2 separate regions of the Mus musculus genome follow, and region 2 is linked to region 1. The links are chromatin loops, found by intact Hi-C in ENCODE. Cell type or tissue: left cerebral cortex. All regions are shown on one strand. Each heading gives the region's core, and the rest is flanking DNA. Links, peaks and the distances in the headings are about the cores only. Region 1 holds the start of Fbxl3 (F-box and leucine-rich repeat protein 3). Region 2 overlaps Slain1 (SLAIN motif family, member 1).

What was found. Peaks named below come from ENCODE experiments on the same cell type or tissue, not always from the same donor. Only the 100,000 strongest peaks of a DNase experiment are listed, where the experiment ranks them.
Region 2: a loop joins it to region 1, with 2.5 times the contacts of the local background. A loop is called at or near these places in 3 of 42 quality-filtered maps.

What each region holds. Positions count from the first base shown.
Region 1 is chr14:103,095,163-103,103,494 of GRCm38, forward strand. Fbxl3 (F-box and leucine-rich repeat protein 3) reads right to left here and starts at 4,370. Exons shown (of 5, transcript NM_015822.3): 1 at 4,000-4,370; 2 at 31-379. The coding sequence starts at 378. In left cerebral cortex, for the core only: a CTCF peak has its summit at 4,670; DNase peaks (open chromatin) are centred at 1,675, 3,848, 4,545, 4,901 and 1 more place; H3K4me3 peaks cover 3,574 bases; H3K27ac peaks cover 1,927 bases.
Region 2 is chr14:103,657,961-103,666,292 of GRCm38, forward strand. The region is part of intron 2 of Slain1 (SLAIN motif family, member 1); the gene reads left to right. Among named protein-coding and RNA genes, the nearest start is that of Slain1, 12 kb to the left of the region's middle. In left cerebral cortex, for the core only: CTCF peaks have their summits at 5,238 and 6,438; DNase peaks (open chromatin) are centred at 5,210, 6,549 and 6,995.

The DNA.
Region 1 (8,332 bases), core at 129-8,128:
ACTCGTTAACAGAAGGATGGAAGGGGTTACCTTGAAGCTGACATACTGTAGGTGGTTTGAGTGCCTTTTGATAATCTGTTTGATCAGCTCTGGGTGTGTGGCTTTCAAGTAAGATGTCGCTGGCTGATTCAGTTCAAATTCAAAACATCGCCACAAGTCAGGCATGTGAAATACCTGATTCCAATTCCGGCACACTTGGGAAGCATGAGCCCGGTCAAGAAGAGGCAAATACTTAAAAACATGGAGGACGATGTCCTGCAGGAGGTTACCCCAGTCACAAGGCTGCGAGCGCTCCTGTGTCGTCCTCGGTCTCTTGGGCTTCTCGGCAGTGCCTTCCTCAGCAGAGTCCTGGTCACTATCTCTTCCTCCTCGTTTCATCCTATTCAAGACAATCCATCATTTCCCATCCTACTTAACTTTTGATCAAATTCATCTTCTGTTACTGAAATGTGTTTGGATTTGGACAGAAATACGCATGAAAACCTGGCCCAACAATTCAAGGAGAATATAAAAATGCAATGAAACCTGCCGGTGGAGATGAAACTCCTGAAGTGATTTTAAACAGCTACATTTAAAACTACTTATAACTTAGGTAAACCATGAATTTATAACTCAAAACTTGTAGTCAACTCTAAAGGAGAACTACAGTGATAAAATCCAATTTTCTGTCAAATTTAAGGTACACCAAGGTCCGCATGAACCTCTAAACTCTTAAGTGGTCAACAGAGCTGCACTGAACAGCCTGTGAACAGCCTGCTACACATACCCCACCTCTGCTTGGTGGACGTAAATCTGGACTGAGAGTACAGCCCAATGGTAAAGCCCCTGCCTTAAGTACTCCCGCCCAAGCTCGACCTGCAGCTGCATGAAGTAGATGAGTAGTTACAGCAGTCTGCCTGACTAAGCTAAGCTTTGTCTCAGCTAGGATATGGTTTCTTCTCCCAACACATAACTGTCACTGTTTTTCCTGTCCATTTTCTGTATGTTTCCGCCATGGTTTTTCTATGTATTCTTACCCCCTTCATGCCATGAGATGTTCACGACAAACGGTACCATCAGCTCGAAGACCAAGCTCTCTCGAGGTTTGAATACTAGCTACACTTCAAAATAGCTCCATGGCTTTGGGAAATTACAAGACTGTCAGTACAAGACTGTCAGATGCTTCAGTTTGCAAAATGGTGATCTTTTGATACAGGGTTCTTGACATCTCAGCCCAGTATGGAAGCCATCACAAAGAAGTGACTGTCCCCAGAATGGGAAGAGCAATTTAATTTTTCTTTCAAAAAAGGGGAGGGAGCAGTGGTGTAGAGAAATGCCCTGGCAAGAGCATCACTAGCTTAGGGTAACAGCTGAAAATGCGCAGTGGGGCGGCACAAGCTCCAGCTATGTTCCCCAATATGCTCTTTTTCTTTCTACATTGTATACAGCTATTTCATGTAATCAGAGTTCCAAAGGACACATCTTCATTTGTTACTTTATTTACACTGCACTCTAGTCTAACCTGGACCATTCCTTGGTACTAGTATTTAGTCTAGGATCTACCATGATTTTTAGAGAGCAATTCTAGTAAGGCGCTGGTCCAAACAAGACTCAAAAGGATGGCTTGACTCCAACCAACTTGTGACAAATCATGTCGCAAGAATCGGGTTCCTCCGTGGTATGAAGGATATGCGTCTGTACAGACTTTCTCATCCAGAGGCTGGCAGAGAAGGGCTGAGGGCTGGAGAAAACAAACAGGATGGCAGAGAGCACAACCCTACATCGTCAGTCCAGGAGGCCTTGAAAAAGGAACTGTCTCCTTTGTTGTTCCTGCATCTGACTGTATGCACACACACAAAAGGGCATAGTCTCCAGGAAAAGCAGAATTCAGAAAACAAAATAACAGATGACAAGATGGCTTTATGGAACATTCAAACTTATGAATCTATGAATAGATTTTTATGTGTGTTCAAAGTTAGAATGATCAACACTGACATTAAATTAAAATAAAAAGTCCTTCTATGGGTAAGCGTGTCATTATGACCCATTTTCCAACTTTAACTTATCCTGAAGGCTTAACTTTAATTTTAGCATTTCAATTTGGGTCAAAGAACGAAGAGTCTGCTACTTAGGACTCAAACTTTCTTACTGGCAGAAACTACTCAGAATTCTGAGATAGAGATTCAAAAAAGAATGACAAAGTCTTCCTACTTCCAGACCTCCTGCCAGGATGCTCTGCTGTATCTGGCGAAATCTTCTAAAGCCAGACCATAAAGATTAAACACTTCATTTTACAGTCAAGTGTACAGATTCAAAACCAAAACGAGGACAGCAGCCTTTCTGACAACACTCTAAGGACACTCTGCTGACCCTAAGTTTATACAATTTTTATGTGAGACAGGCTCTCTATGTGAGCCTGGCCAGCCTGGGAATCAGAGATCCACTGCTTCTGCCTTCCAACACAGTCCCATCTAAATAAAGGGTATTTCAATCCCCCTTTAAGTTGGGAAGGCAATGTAAAGTCACCAACGCTAAGGAAGATCAAGTACACGGTTACACTTGATCTAAATATAAACTGAACACATGGATCATCAAAGTATATATTAGTACTTATTACTTTATGAATAGCTAAGAAAGTCTATGGACTATCATAAGCATTATGAAATTAATGTCACTCTTAATGGAAAACTAATGGACCAAAGGTTAAAATGTGCTATGTACTATTAGGTGTAAAATTAACTAGTGAATAAATAGCTAATAACATTTTAAATATTGCTTTTCCTTGTTGGCCTTTTTAATTCGAAATTTCCAATGCTTTTATTTTAACTATCTGCACATGAAGCTCTGCTGCATAAAGAACAATTCGGTGCATTCACTAGTACACAACTAGTTTAGAGTAATGGGTTTTATACTGCTTCTAGTGGAAGTCAAAGTGCCCTTTATAGCTGAACAGGAAGAGTGTGGTGTATAAAACAGGACACTAAATATCAATGCGATTTCCTAAGCACAGAAAACTGGGCTCCAGCAGTTTTGATTTATTGCAGTGTTTCAAGAACCCAGAGAAAGTATGGTGGCAACAACTTTAGCTAGTGTTTACATCAAGTGTCCAAGATGCAACTAATGAGGGACACCCAGTAACTTGAGCATCACCAAGAATTAGTGAGCTAATCAAACATTTCCTTAAACTGAAACCAAGAGCCAAACTTCCCTTACTGTCTTTAAACATTTACATATTCTGGACATGCAAAAAATATTTTTTAAAAAATTTGTACTTTAGGTTTAAAAGTCCCGTTCTGGCATTACATTTGCATATGCCCTTTTGTTTTGTTTTTCATAGAAGGAAACCTAACACACATTCTTTGGCTGAAATACAAGAATGGAACAATACGAAAAAGATTAACTCTCAGAATGGTGAGAGCACAGTGGATATAGATGAACTGGGACTGGACACACAGACAAGACACAACCGGGAGCCGGCACACAGGTAACACGGGGCGGGTTACAGACATTTTAACATCTACAGGGACATTTTTTTTTTAAATTCGCCTTTTGGTGTAAGCAAAAGATACAAACATCTGGGCAAGTGGGATAGGCACCATTACCAACAAAACCGCCGCCCGCTCTCACCTCGCACGCGGCTCGGCGATGCCCTGCCCGGGCGGCTTCCGGGTGGTGGTCTGCAGCACGCGACCCGGGCGGCTGCCCCTAAGTTCACCAAGTTTTCCACCGTGCGCCTCCCCGGCCCGGCTTCCGCACACACTGACCGCCCAGGCCCCCGGGCTTTCCAGCCGCCTGCACCCGCGCCGCCCAGGGCGAGCCCGGAGGAGCCCGTCCTCCTCGCTGCCCCGCCACGCGCGGCCACCGAGCGCGCGCCGCGCCGGCCACGCCTTGTTGACAGACACCGAGGCCCGGGCGCGGCGGGGCGGGGCGTTGTTCCCGTCGCGCCCCGCGCGCGCCCCCGGCCGCCGCCGCCGACCTCCCCGCCCGACTCCGGGCTGCGGCCCCGAACCTCCGCCGTACCTGCTGCCGGGGGCGGCTTCCCCCACACAGCACCCCGGGCCGCGCGGACGACGGCGGCAGCGGCGGCGGCGGCTCCCGCGCCTCTCACATGAGGCCTCCCGGGGCCCCGTCTCCGAGCTCCCGCCGTCGCGGCCCCCCGCGCTCCGCCCGCATCCGAGACGCTGGTCCCGCGGCGGGCGCCGACGCGGCTCCACCTTTGCGGCTCCGGCTGCCCCGGTGTGTGGGGAGGAGAGCGTCGCGTCCCTTCTCTGTCCCGCGCGGTCTGTGTCCTTCGCCCCGGCACCTCCTCGTCGCCCGCCCGAGACGCCCTAGGCGAGCAGCGATCGACAGCAGCGAGCCCGAAGCTTCGGCCCAGTTAGGGAATCCAAAATGGCGCCCGCAGTTCGCGGCCGCGCGCTTGCCCCTGCGCGTCCCCGCCCGAGGGGGCGGGCGCGCGGCCGAAGGGGCTGGCCGGGCGCGCGCACCGAGGCGGCTCCAGCCTCCCGGGCTGTCCCTGGCCAAGTTTGTTTAGGGGCGGAATGTGGGCGGGTTGGTGTTCGCCAGACGTGGCTGGCCTTTCCCAGGGTTAAAACCGGAAAGTTTAGGGCGGGGGAGCCGACGCCAAAGGCGGAGGGAGTGTCTGCAGGGCGGGACGCACCCCTACCGGACGTAAACATCACCTGACAGCGACCCACCTCCGCGAGGAGGGCGCGGCCAAGGGAGCCTCTGAGGTTGCTGTCTGTACCTAGAAAAAGAATAAATAAATCAACGTGGTGGACGTTGCGATCACTACGGGTTTCTTAAGACAATATTTGCATTTCCATTTTTCCAAGGCTTTTTTTTAATGAGTCATAACTTTTTCAAAATCACATTTACTTATGAAACAGAACCCCCAAGTCTGAGATTTCTTTTCAGAAACACGTAAAGTGTGAAGAAGCAGATGGCTAATTAAAAAAAGACAACCCCCACTCCTCGCTCCCGGGTGGTGGAGCGTTTTGTAAGTCAAGGAGTCTTTTAAATGCTATCAAATATTTGACTTTTTTTTTTTTAAGTTTGGACTTGGAGATACTGAGTTTTTCCTAAAATAAGAAAAGTCCCCAGAAAATCTTAAGGTTAGCTGTATACCATGCCTTCTGCTTTTTCTGTGTTATTTCTCCAAAGTAAAGATCTCTTCTCTCTCTTTCGTTTCCTACCCTCCTCAGTTTTCTTTATACTGATTTTCATTTTGTAGATCAGGCTGGCTTGGAACTCTGAGATCCACCAACCTCAGCCTGCTCAATGCTGAGATTGAAGAAATGTGCCACCACACGGAACAAAAACATGCTGAACTTTAAAATGCTTTTATGTACTTGTTTTTAATTTACTATTAATTTTATAAGCTTTTCGTTTTGTTGTAGGTGTGAGTGTGCGCGTGTGCGCGCGGCGCGCGCATTTGAGTGCAGTGCCCGTGGTGTCTGGAGTGGATGTTGGATTCCTTGGAGCTGGAGTTATTTACAGGCAGATGTGAGCCACTCATCCTGAGCGCTGGGAACTGAACTCAGATCAGCTGGAAGAACAGCAAGCACTCTTAACTGCTAAGCTGTCTCTCTAGCCCAGAGTAAATTATTATATTTTTTAAAAGATGAAGTCATGAGAACAGGTTCTGTCACACACTTAAGACCGTCACCATATAATGTACATTTAAACAAACTAGAAGAAAGGAGTTTTAATCTTTTTAACCAGAAAAAAATATGTCTGAGGAGTTAGAATGACTAACCCGATTTAAACATTAGACGTTGTGTATATGAACTGAAGGGGCTGGAGCACTGCTCTGCAGTTAAGAGCGCTTGGTGATTTTGTAGAGAATTCCAGCTCCCACGTGGTTCACAGCCATTCATAACTCCAGTCCCCGGAGATCTGATTGGTCCTTGAAAGTGGAGCACAGACATACGTGCAGGCAAACACTGATACACACAAAATATTAAACATTTAAACTGAATACACTAATCAGAATATCACACATTATACCTTAGGAGGTGTAATCTTCTGTATTAATGATTTTAAAATGTCAAATAAATGAGAACAACTACTGAGAATAAGAGTCGAGGTGAGCACTGTTCATTAGGAATCTATGCAAGGTACTCGTGCAATTTAGGTTTGTAGCTCCACATTAAAAGTTAAAGGTCAGTTGGTGACAAGGCTCAGCTGGCAAAGCTACTTGCTGTTCAATCTCTTGACCTGAGTTTTATCTCTGGAAACCAAGGTGAATGTGGAGAACTGACTCCCTCTGACCTCATCTGGAGAGCACAAGGGACACACACACAAAGTTAAAGGGTGGCTGGAGAGTTGGCTCATTGGTCAGGAGGACACACCAGTTTTCACCCCCCCTCAATGGGCCACTCACAACTGCCTGTCATTCCAGCTCCAGGGGATTGGAGCGCATCTGCTCTCTCTCACATGCACAGACCCACATAAAGGGGACAACATCCATTTTATTTACGTAATCCAATACATCCAAAGTAGTATTTCTACATGTAAGCAATACAAAAAAAAAAAAATCAATCACTGGGCTATTTTCTGTTTTTCTCTGTGAGACTCAGTTGGTAAAGGGTTACTAACTAGTTCACAGGCTTAGGGAAGCCCAAAACATGTCAAGGATGTGAATGAAGCCCATTGTAAAATAACCAGAGGCTTAGTGGCTTAAAATAGTAAAAAAGGGAAAAAAGTATTTGTGCAATTCTGGACATAAAATATCCAAAACGGGCTAAAATCAAGGTGTCAGCTGGCCACGGCCTTTGGGATGTGAAGAGGGGAACCTGTTCAGCTGCTTTTCCAGGGCGTCTAGGTTCTTCATGCTTGACTTGTTCTTACATGTTTAAGGCCAACAGTGGATCATCACTGAGTCCTGTGTGTGCCTTCTCCCTCCCTCTATCCCACCCTTCTTCTCTCCCTCCCACCCTTCCTTTCTTCTTACCCTCACCCCCCCCCCCACACACACACACACTTGTATTCCCTATCAGAACCTGGTTGCTTCTTCTTTCCCCAACTGGGACCCTTCTGTTGACGTTGACCACACTAGTTAACCCACCCTAACCTCATTTCAAAGTCCATATCCTCCCATTTGCAAGCAATACATTACAAAGATGAAGAGCCGCAAAGTTGGGAAGGGCATCCTTGTGCGCCCTCCTAGCCTTAGCACAAAGGTTAGCTACCGTAAGCCATCAGTAAATGATTTAACTCCTTAAACTACACCTGCAATTTTCATGTTTGTGTTCTGTGTATGCCTTGTTTCCCAGAACTTAGCACGGTTCCACGCACCCATTAACTCACAGGATCCATTCAAGCGCCTGAGAGGAAGTCAGGGTTACTAAGCAACTGAGGACACAGCCTTGCCCTCATCAGAGCTTGTTGTCAAGTGCTGACCTGGATGGAGCAGGTGCTCAAATATTTATTAAAGAAGTCAACAAAGCCAGACAGTTTACATACACTTCTGAGGAATACTAATGCCTTCATTCTTAAACTCTCTCCAGCACAACCTCTCTCACTTCTGCTTTTAAAAACTTCCCAGTTTCTTCAGGACCCTACCTGAATTCGCTTATTTAGAGAAAATGTAGGGCATGTTGTTACAGAACCTGTAACTGAGAAACTGGTCCTAGAAGTGACTCTCTGAATCCATGGTTACTGATTGGACGGACACTGATATTCAAACTTGGCTTTTATTTCAGGTTTTATGTATATTTATTACTGGCTTTCTGACTCAGGGTCAACCCTTGGACTACATGTGTGCCTTGAACTGTGTACTCGTGGAAGCCAAAGGGCAACTTGCAGGAATTGTTTCTCGTCTTGTTCTATGCCTGTCCTTACGTAGAGCAGGCTGTCAGGCTTGACAGCAAGTGTTTTTACTCGCTGAGCTATCTCCATGGCTCTGTTTCTCTTTGTATGATGTGCGTGCGTTTTCGTGTGTGATCACAGTGTGTGTATACCTTGGAGCACTTGTGGAAGCTGGCTGGGGAAGGCCAGCACTTGTTTGACAGCATCTTGCCATCTGACTATGTTGCTTGAGGCAGGGTCCCTTATGGTTCCCGGTTGTGTATACCAGGCAAGATATGCTTCCCAGCATTCTCTTGCCTCTGCCTCCCAGATCATCCTAGGAACACCGGGACTGCAGGTCTATGTTAACATGTCTGGCTTTTATGGAGTCTCTGGGAATCTGAAGTCAGGTACCCACACTTGCTCAAGCAGGTACGAGTCCCACTGAGTCATCACTCCTGGCCCTTGACTTTTATCCCATAATTCCTCTTCATTGAGACTTCTTCTAGAAGTGAAATAATAATAATAATAATAATAATATTATTATTATTATTATTATTATTAT
Region 2 (8,332 bases), core at 275-8,274, 560 kb after region 1:
CTCAGTGTCCGCTCACTTTCCAGGAACACCCTTTCTGCCCATGTACCACTGCATCTCAAGTCCTGTTTGAACTTTTGAAAGCACAGGGCCCGCCCCCTCCAGGGGAAAGAAGGTGTTTGTGTGAGGATGGGCAGAGGGCATCTGCCTTGGTGAGTCAGGAGCACTGCTCAGGCACACTGAAGGTTAGACTCTGCTTCTCAGGCTCTTCAGGGATAATGGATGGTTCCGAGACACTTGAGAGGAGGACAAGCTAGGTAGAGTTTCTTTGCCTCTTAATCCTACAATAGTCAGTACTTCATGTTGATCAGAGGCAGGTTTTTCATTCACCTGTAGAGGTGAGAAGGGTAAAGTTGAGTGATCGAGAGGTTTGCTAAGCAAGAGGGTACTTGGGTGATGGGGTCGGTGTTGGGGTCTCCCTGACATCAGGAAGCCTATCCTTAGCAGTATAGATTCTGTACTGCCTGTTGTATTGGCACGGCCATAAGTTAATAGCCACAGAAGTCTAGCTTAAGTATTTGGGGAAGGTGGACTTTAAGGCATCTGTTTTGTTAACTATTGATGTATTGATAGCAAGTGGAAGACGGTCATAGGAACAGGGATATGCTGGGTGAACACTGGCCATTAGTGCCCATGCTGTGGATGGTACCCTGATGTCCAGAGAATCTACCATCAGTTCCTATCCTGCTCAACAAACAACCAAGTCCCCGTCTCTCACCTTCTTTCTCAAGTAGACTTATGGCCTTACTATGTGGACATTTTGTTGTATGAGTATGGTTTGAAACAGAAGTCAAATGAGATTCAAGGATGACAGCTCTTTAGCTCAGATGTCAATGAACCTGCTTCTGCTAAGGGTGACACCTTGAGATTTCCAGGCTACACACTGTTGTGACTGCACGACCCGCTTGTCACCCAGAAGCAACCATAGATGTCAGATTAAGTAGACACAGTTTGTTCCAATGGCACCTCGTTCATTGGCACAGATTCGAATTTCAAGAGATTTTTTTTTTTCTGTAATGAAACACTCCCCTCCCCTTAAATATAAAAACTGCTCTTAACTGATAGATATCAAAGAGACAGAAGGTGGCTGGATTTAGCCCACCGTGGCCATGGTGTAGCAGTCTCTGGGTCAGGTGACTGGCACAGAGTTAAATTGCAGGGTTGATTTTTGACACAGAAAGGAAGCTTTTAGTAAATGTAATGTAAATCTGATTAATATTTTTGATCAGATGTCTGATCATCTAATTTTGCTTTTTATTGGCAAATGAGAAGTCATGTGGACATGCAGTGAAATCAGACCATTTTATTTGTGCTTTGGTTTATTTGAGTTTTATAGAAAATATTTTAGGTAGAAAACTAATTTTTTAGAAGCAAAACCAGTGGCTGACTAAATTTGTTTATTCGTCTGCAAACTTTTGCTGTAAGACTAAATGCTTTCGTTTCAAAGATTTGTAATTCCTTGTAACTTACTGATTTGAGCTGAAGACCTAGGCCGGGGTGGAGTTGAAAACATTGAGCTCCTTGGTAGTGTGTTGCCTGGCAAGCATCAGACCCCCGGTTCCTGACCCTGCGTTCTGCTAAGGAGAGGCTGTTTATTGGATGGCCATTCATAAAATGATCTTTTCAGCTTGAAAAATATTAGTCGTCTCATACTTTCCTGCTTATTTTTCGGATGAATTACGTAACAGACACTGTTTTTCTGTTTATGTCTTTTAATTTTTCATTTGTTAGATGGCTGTGGAGTTACATTACCATTTTAAAGTTTCTTAATCTTTTGAGAATTTTAGACATGAATAGTGTATGTTATTCTCTTTTCCCCCCAACTTTTTTCTGTTTCCCCCTACTCCTCAAATTCATGACCTCTTTTTAAATTGTTGTTTCTCCCTTCTCTCTCTCTCTCTCTCTCTCTCTCTCTCTCTCTCTCTCTCTCTCTCATACACACACACACACACACACACACACACACACACACAGGCTTGCGACCTTGGGTTGTGAGGTTTAATTTCTGGTTCCTCCTCATCTCCTTATATATTTTCTCAGCACAGCTTTCTAACTTGGCTTTTTATGAATTATAGCATGCATAGATGTTTTTGTGATAGTGCTTATATGCAGGCATTGCAATATCTTATCATATTTTGCATCTCACTTAGTTTTTACTTTGCTACACAAAGGTGATTTTCTCAGTTCTGTTCATCAGTTTACTCCAGACTCTCTGGGTCCTCTCTGAGTGTAAGGGGCCTGGTGTCCTGTCCTGTTCCTGGCCATGCACTCTCTTCCATTCTTTTTAGTTCCAGATGTCTGTTGCCTTCCACAGCGGCCATGGCAGGGTCTCCTCTGTCCCACGCTCACATCCTCCTGGCTTCTTCTCGGTGGCTCCTCAGATGCCCGCCCTCTCTTCCAGCCTCTCCTCCTTTATTGGCCTGCCACCTTTACTTGCTGCTTGGGATGAGAATAGGCGAGGGAGTGTGAGGGGCTGAACTTTGAGGGTGCCATTGTCTGTGTATCTTTGTCCCAGTGGTTGGGGACACGCTGAGTTCTTAGGTCAATGTTCCCCAGAGGACGTAGAAGGTGTCACCTTCAGGCCAGATGCTGCAGTAGCTGTAACGCTGTTCTTCTTAGGCGTTCTTTACATGTCTACTGCTTAAAATAACATGGGTGGGCGTTTTAGAGTATTGTCCTGTATTGGGGGCATTATGAATTTATCCTTTAATTCCTTTGTGGTGCTCATGCAGAGTTACTTCCGATCTGGAAACTTTGCCTGCGCAAGCACCTGTTGCCTTATTTCTGTATAAGCTCTTTACCCGCAGCCCGTTTTCTCTGTTCTTTCTGGGTCCTCCTGGTGGCCATGTGTTCAGTTTCCCTCAACCGATGGTCAAGATTTCTGTGTTTTCCTTTTGCTTTATCCTATCCTTGAGTTCCTCTTTATATTTCTCCTGGCATTTTAAGAATTCATCGTCCAGGTTGTTGCCACGTGATCGGGAGTTCCCGTAGCGGCCTCTCCCTTTCTCTTCTGTAAGGTGTCCTTGTCTGTGTTTGGTGTCTAATGAGTCTGTTGGAATTTATTCAGATAATTAGATTGGTCTTTGTTAAAGTCTGAGCGGTACCTGAGGACTTGAGTGCTTTCCTACCTGTTTCTCCACACAACTTCCTTCCCACCGTGGACCTTGCAGCAGCAGCTCCAGACCCTTCTAGAGTCTTACTCGTTTCCCTTGTTGTGGGCTTATTAAACAGTGCTGAAATCCAAACCTGTCACCCAGTCGATCTCTGCTCTCTAAGATGCTGCGACCCTCTAGGCCAGGGGTTCTCAGCCTTCCTAGTTCTGCGGGAGTCTTTGATACAGTTCCTCATGTGGTGACCCCCAACCATCTTGTTGCTACTTTGTAGCTGTAATTTTGCTACTGTTACGAGTCACAATGTCGATATCTGTTTTCCAGTGGTCTTAGACAATCCCTGCTAAGGGGTCGTTTGACTCCCACCCCAGAGGGGGTCACCACCCACAGGTTGAGAGCCCCTGCTGTAGTCCGATGCCCTTATTCTCTGTTTTCCTGTTGGTCTAAAGTTTTACCTTTTGCCCTAATGTGGTTTTGTAGAATTTCTACCTAGTCTTTCCTCTTGAAAACTTACTGACTTCTAATTAAAGGACTTTTTTTTTTTGGTCAGTGACAGTAGAGGTGAGAATTACGTTTTAGCTGCTATGTGCAAACACTAGAATCGCGTGAGCTCCCAGCGTTTTAGAAGTTTCAGTGGCTCTAATGCAGCATCTTTTTGTGTGGGTATCAATCATTTCTCCCCTGGGCAGACCACGATTTCCAAGAGTAGGTTTCACCGAGCGCTTTCATAGAGACTAGTGCGCTTTGCAAAGGCAGCTGTATCGTGCCCATCACCAAACACCAGGCGAAAGCTTGCGCTTTCTTTTCCTGTGATCTGGACACGAGGGGCTGCTCACCAGAGAGCGGGTGTTTCAGATGGTTGGTTTCTAGTTCTTGCGCATGATGGTTTTGAAAAGAAAAGTGCTTAAAACTTTTCTGTCAGGACATGTGAGGGGCTCTGGCCCTGAGCCACCTGAGGGTATTTGGTGTACAGGCCTCTTTTGGACTTTCCTTTTTCTTCTGCATCAGATCAGTGTTGGTGACCAGGTAGCTATCCTGCTGAGGAATGAGCCACTGCAGGGAGGTGTCTCCAAAAGACTTTGTCATGGTCTGTCTCCATCTCCCCTCACTTGACGGTTTGTTTGTTTGTTTGTTTGTTTGTTTTGTTTTTTTGTTTTTTGTTTTTGTTTTTTCCTTTTCCAGACATGCTCTTTTGTGTGGTCCAGGTTGGCCTGGAATTCACTACCTACCCATGTAGCCAAGCCGCCCTGGACCTGGTCTCCTGTGCTAGCCAGCCATGCTGAGACTGAGGCCTGGGCTGCACACCTGTCTAGGCTTGGTTTCTTCTGTAGGCACATTTGGCTGCCCTTCTTCAGGATTCTCTTCAGGTTAACTCTTCCAGGGCCGGTTCAGATTCTCAGTTCTTAAAGGGTAGTTAAGCACCTGCCCACCGCACAAGATCACAAATCCTGGAAAATGCTGTGAGCTTTGCAGAAAGTTCCCAAGCTGTGGCTTGAAGCTATGAGAATAAACTAACAATCTAGCCCTTCTGAAGAAAATAGAGAGGGAAGAGTGTTTTGTGAGATATTCTTAAGGAGATAACAACCACACTGTCGCTGTCTTAAATATTCCATTGAAATAATGTTGAAAGTAAAATAATTGCTCTTTTCCTAGTATCTCTAAGTCCCATGTCTGTTGGTATAAAGGTAGTTAATAAAGGATGGAGGGACTTTTAGTTTTTGAGCACTGATTTCACTGTACAGCCTTAGGGAAAGTTCTGTCCATGATTCCTTGGTTTGAAGATTGGATGGAGAATGTTTGTTCTCTATTCGGAGGAAACCTGTTTTGTTCATTCTTAAATGTCTGACTTTTCTGAGCAGATAAAGGATCTGCATCCCAGCGTTATCTTGAGTTATCAGTGCCTGATACGGCTTTGAGCACACGTTAAATGTTGGCCGTTGGGTTTTACAGTTGACTGACTGGATGCATTTAGGTTTTTTTTAGATGTACACACACACCGAAGTTTCCATTGAACAGTTGGTATTGTCAGTGACATCCTACTCATCAAGACAAAAGCCCACATGTCATATGGTGGTGCTCATTATTGTGAGCCCCGTGGATGATGCTTAAATCTGTTTTGTTCACTGCTGTAGCCCTCTCATGGAGAGTAGTTGCCATGGCACCGTGGGTGTTGGATGCTAATTACTGAATGGATGAGTCTGGGGCTAGGAACTGTAACTAGTGACTAGGCTCAGTGCTTCAGCTTTACTCAGCTCTGTGTGAGCTTCTAGTGTGTCACGTGGTAGGAAGGAGCGCTTTGAAAGACGTCGCTGGGCCAGTTCAAAGAGTCAGCCATACTGAATATGAGTTAGCTTAAAAACCTCTGAAGTGATGTAAACACAGATATCTCTGCTGTGTGGGTCTTTGTGTTTCAGGACTTGAACCTAGCACACAGGATTCCTCTTTGCATGACTACTTATTCTCAGAGAAGATACGTGCTATTTCTTCTTTAGCAGGGATCTGTTTATTCTACACATGGACGAAGATGCTTGTTTGAGTTAGGGATCATAATCTAAAATATTTTAGAAGGGTAGTTAAGTTATATATAAAAATAGAAGATCCCAAACTTTCCCTTAGTCTGTTCTTTCTCTTCTGATTCTAATTAGAACTGTAGGCACAAGCTTGGCATCCCTAAACTGAAGATCTGTTTATAAAACGCTCCAAAACTGGGGAGAAGATTTTTGAAAGCCAATAAAATATTTCAAGTAGAAAGTTTCATGCTATAACTCTTATTTCATGCACAAAATTCTTCAAAATGTTGCATATGACCTTCAGTCTGTTCTGAAGTATATATGAGCAAGTGATTCTTGTGTTTAGACTTGGGTCCTTCCTGTTCATGAATTAAAAAAAAAAAAAATCCAGGTCCCAAGCCTTTCTGATAAGGGCTAGCCTACCCATTGCCAAAAGGCTCATCTCTATTCTTCTGCCCTTTTGGAATGCAAATCGCAAAACCACATAGAACTTTGCTAGGTAGGATCAACTCCTTGATAGCCTGGATTGGGATCATGGTCACGGAGAAGTCAATCCATGTCACGAGGCTGGGATGTTGACCAAATAATGATCAGAAAGCTTATCTAAGTAATTTGAAGTGCCCAATATGTGGCTCACTTAATCTGGGTCCAGTTAATAAAAGCTTATCTGTCTTAAGGTGCTCAGATGTCTCCCTGAATCAGGACAGTCACATTTGGGGCGTATGAGTGTCTTACACAGATAGCCCTCACAGATACCGTCCACAGTCATGTCTTGCTGTGGCCTCTAGGGCCTTATGCTGAGAAGTCGAACAGACACTGGCCTCTGTTGGTATTTGAGTGATCCTTGCCTCTGTTCTTCTCTCAGTTATGGTGTTGTGTTCATTCCCCAGTCGAGTCAGACAAGAGCATTTGGTGTGACCCAGTGATCAGAAAGGTGGCCTTTTCATTTGTAAAAAACCACACAGATTGAGCAGAGCCATTCGGAGCTTATCAAGTATCTGTCTCCTGGAGCCTGGCCAGTGTCTCCTTGCGTGGCCCAAGATGCTATCCCTGCCGGCTCAGGTTTCCACTCTTGAGGTGCTCTGCCACATTTGGAACACCAATTTAAAGCTTTGCAAAGGAGAGTTCATTTTAGGTAAGCTTTCCCCAAAGATGCTCTTTCTTGTTGGAAAAAAATAATTTAGAATCATGCTAAGGTTTTTTTTTGTTTTTTTGTTTTTTTGTTTTTTTTTTGTTTTTTGTTTTTTTTTGTACAGAGAAGGGTCTCCTGGTATGTGTATATTTCTGTGTGCTAGAAATTGAAGACACATTGCCACAGCTGTGGGGTTCCATCACGTGCTCGCTTTGCTGTTCTGTTCAAAATTAGCCTCCATGCATGTGCGCCAGTTTGGTGATGATTTAGTGAGTTGCAAATATGTAAGGACTGGGTCTCTGTTCAGTTTGCCATTTCAATCCATTATAGCCAGCAACCTGGATATGTTTGCCAAATGTCCTTAGATAGCCCTTTTTTCCCTTTCTTCCTCCCTCCCTTCCTCTCCCCTCCCTCCCTTCCTCTCCCCTCCCTCCCTCCTTTCCTCTTCCCCTTCCTTCTTCTTCAGCCAATTACATGTGTGTTTATATGGTGGTGATTTTGTTTTGCATTTCCACCAAGGTTAGAAAGATATTTGTTAAAATAATCAGAAATTCATGGCAGTGCAAAGTAGTTGTTGCAGTGAGCTTATTATTGATTTTCTATTTTATTACTCATAAATTAAAAAAATAGAGTTCCTCCAAGGCAGTCTGTGTGTGTGTATGTATGTGTGTGTGTGTATGTGTGTGTGCTTGTGTGTGTGTATGTGTGTGTGTATGGTGAGTCTCAGTGTATGCGTGTGTGCATGTATGTATATATGTGCATATGTGTGTGTGTGCACTGGCTGGTTTTGTGTGTCAACTTGACACAAACTGGAGTTATCAGAGAGAAAGGAGACTTCCTTGAGGAAATGCGTCCATGAGATCCAGCTGTAAGGCATTTTCCCATTTAGTGATCAAGGTGGGAGGGCCCCTTATGCGTGGTACCATCCTTGGGCTGGTAGTCTTGGGTTCTCTAAGAAAGCAAGTTGAGCAAGCCAGGGGAAGCAAGCCAGTAAGGAACATCCCTCCTTGGCCTCTGCATCAGTTCCTGCTTCCTGCCCTGTGTGAGTTCCTGTCCTGATTTCCTTTGGTGATGAATAGCAGTGTAGAAGTGTAAGTCGAATAAACCCTTTCCTCCTCAACTTGCTTCTTGGTCGTGATGTTTGTATAGGAATAGAAACCCTGACTAAGACAGTGTGTTTGTGTGTATATATGTGTGTGTGCATGTCTATAGGTGTGTGTGGTGTGTCTGTGTGTGTATATGTGTGTGCATATGTATATGTGAGGTGTGCATGTTTGTGGGTATATGTGTGTGTATGTATGTGCACGTATGTGCACGTGTGTGTGCATGCAGTGGGAGTTGAACCTAGGCTTGTGCTGCGGTAATGGTTTCTAGCTCCAGGTCCCTCAATTGGCTTTTACTGCTTTCACACTCTGATGGCTGGTTAGCTTTTATTATAAAACAATAAAATTAGTTGTGGTAGATAGTCTCGCCCAGTTCTTGGGGCTTCTGAAATGTACAGCTACACTTAAGAATTTCTAGGTTCTCCTCTTTAGTAGGTGGTAGGGCTTGACTGGAGATGGCGAGGGTACCTGTTACCAGCT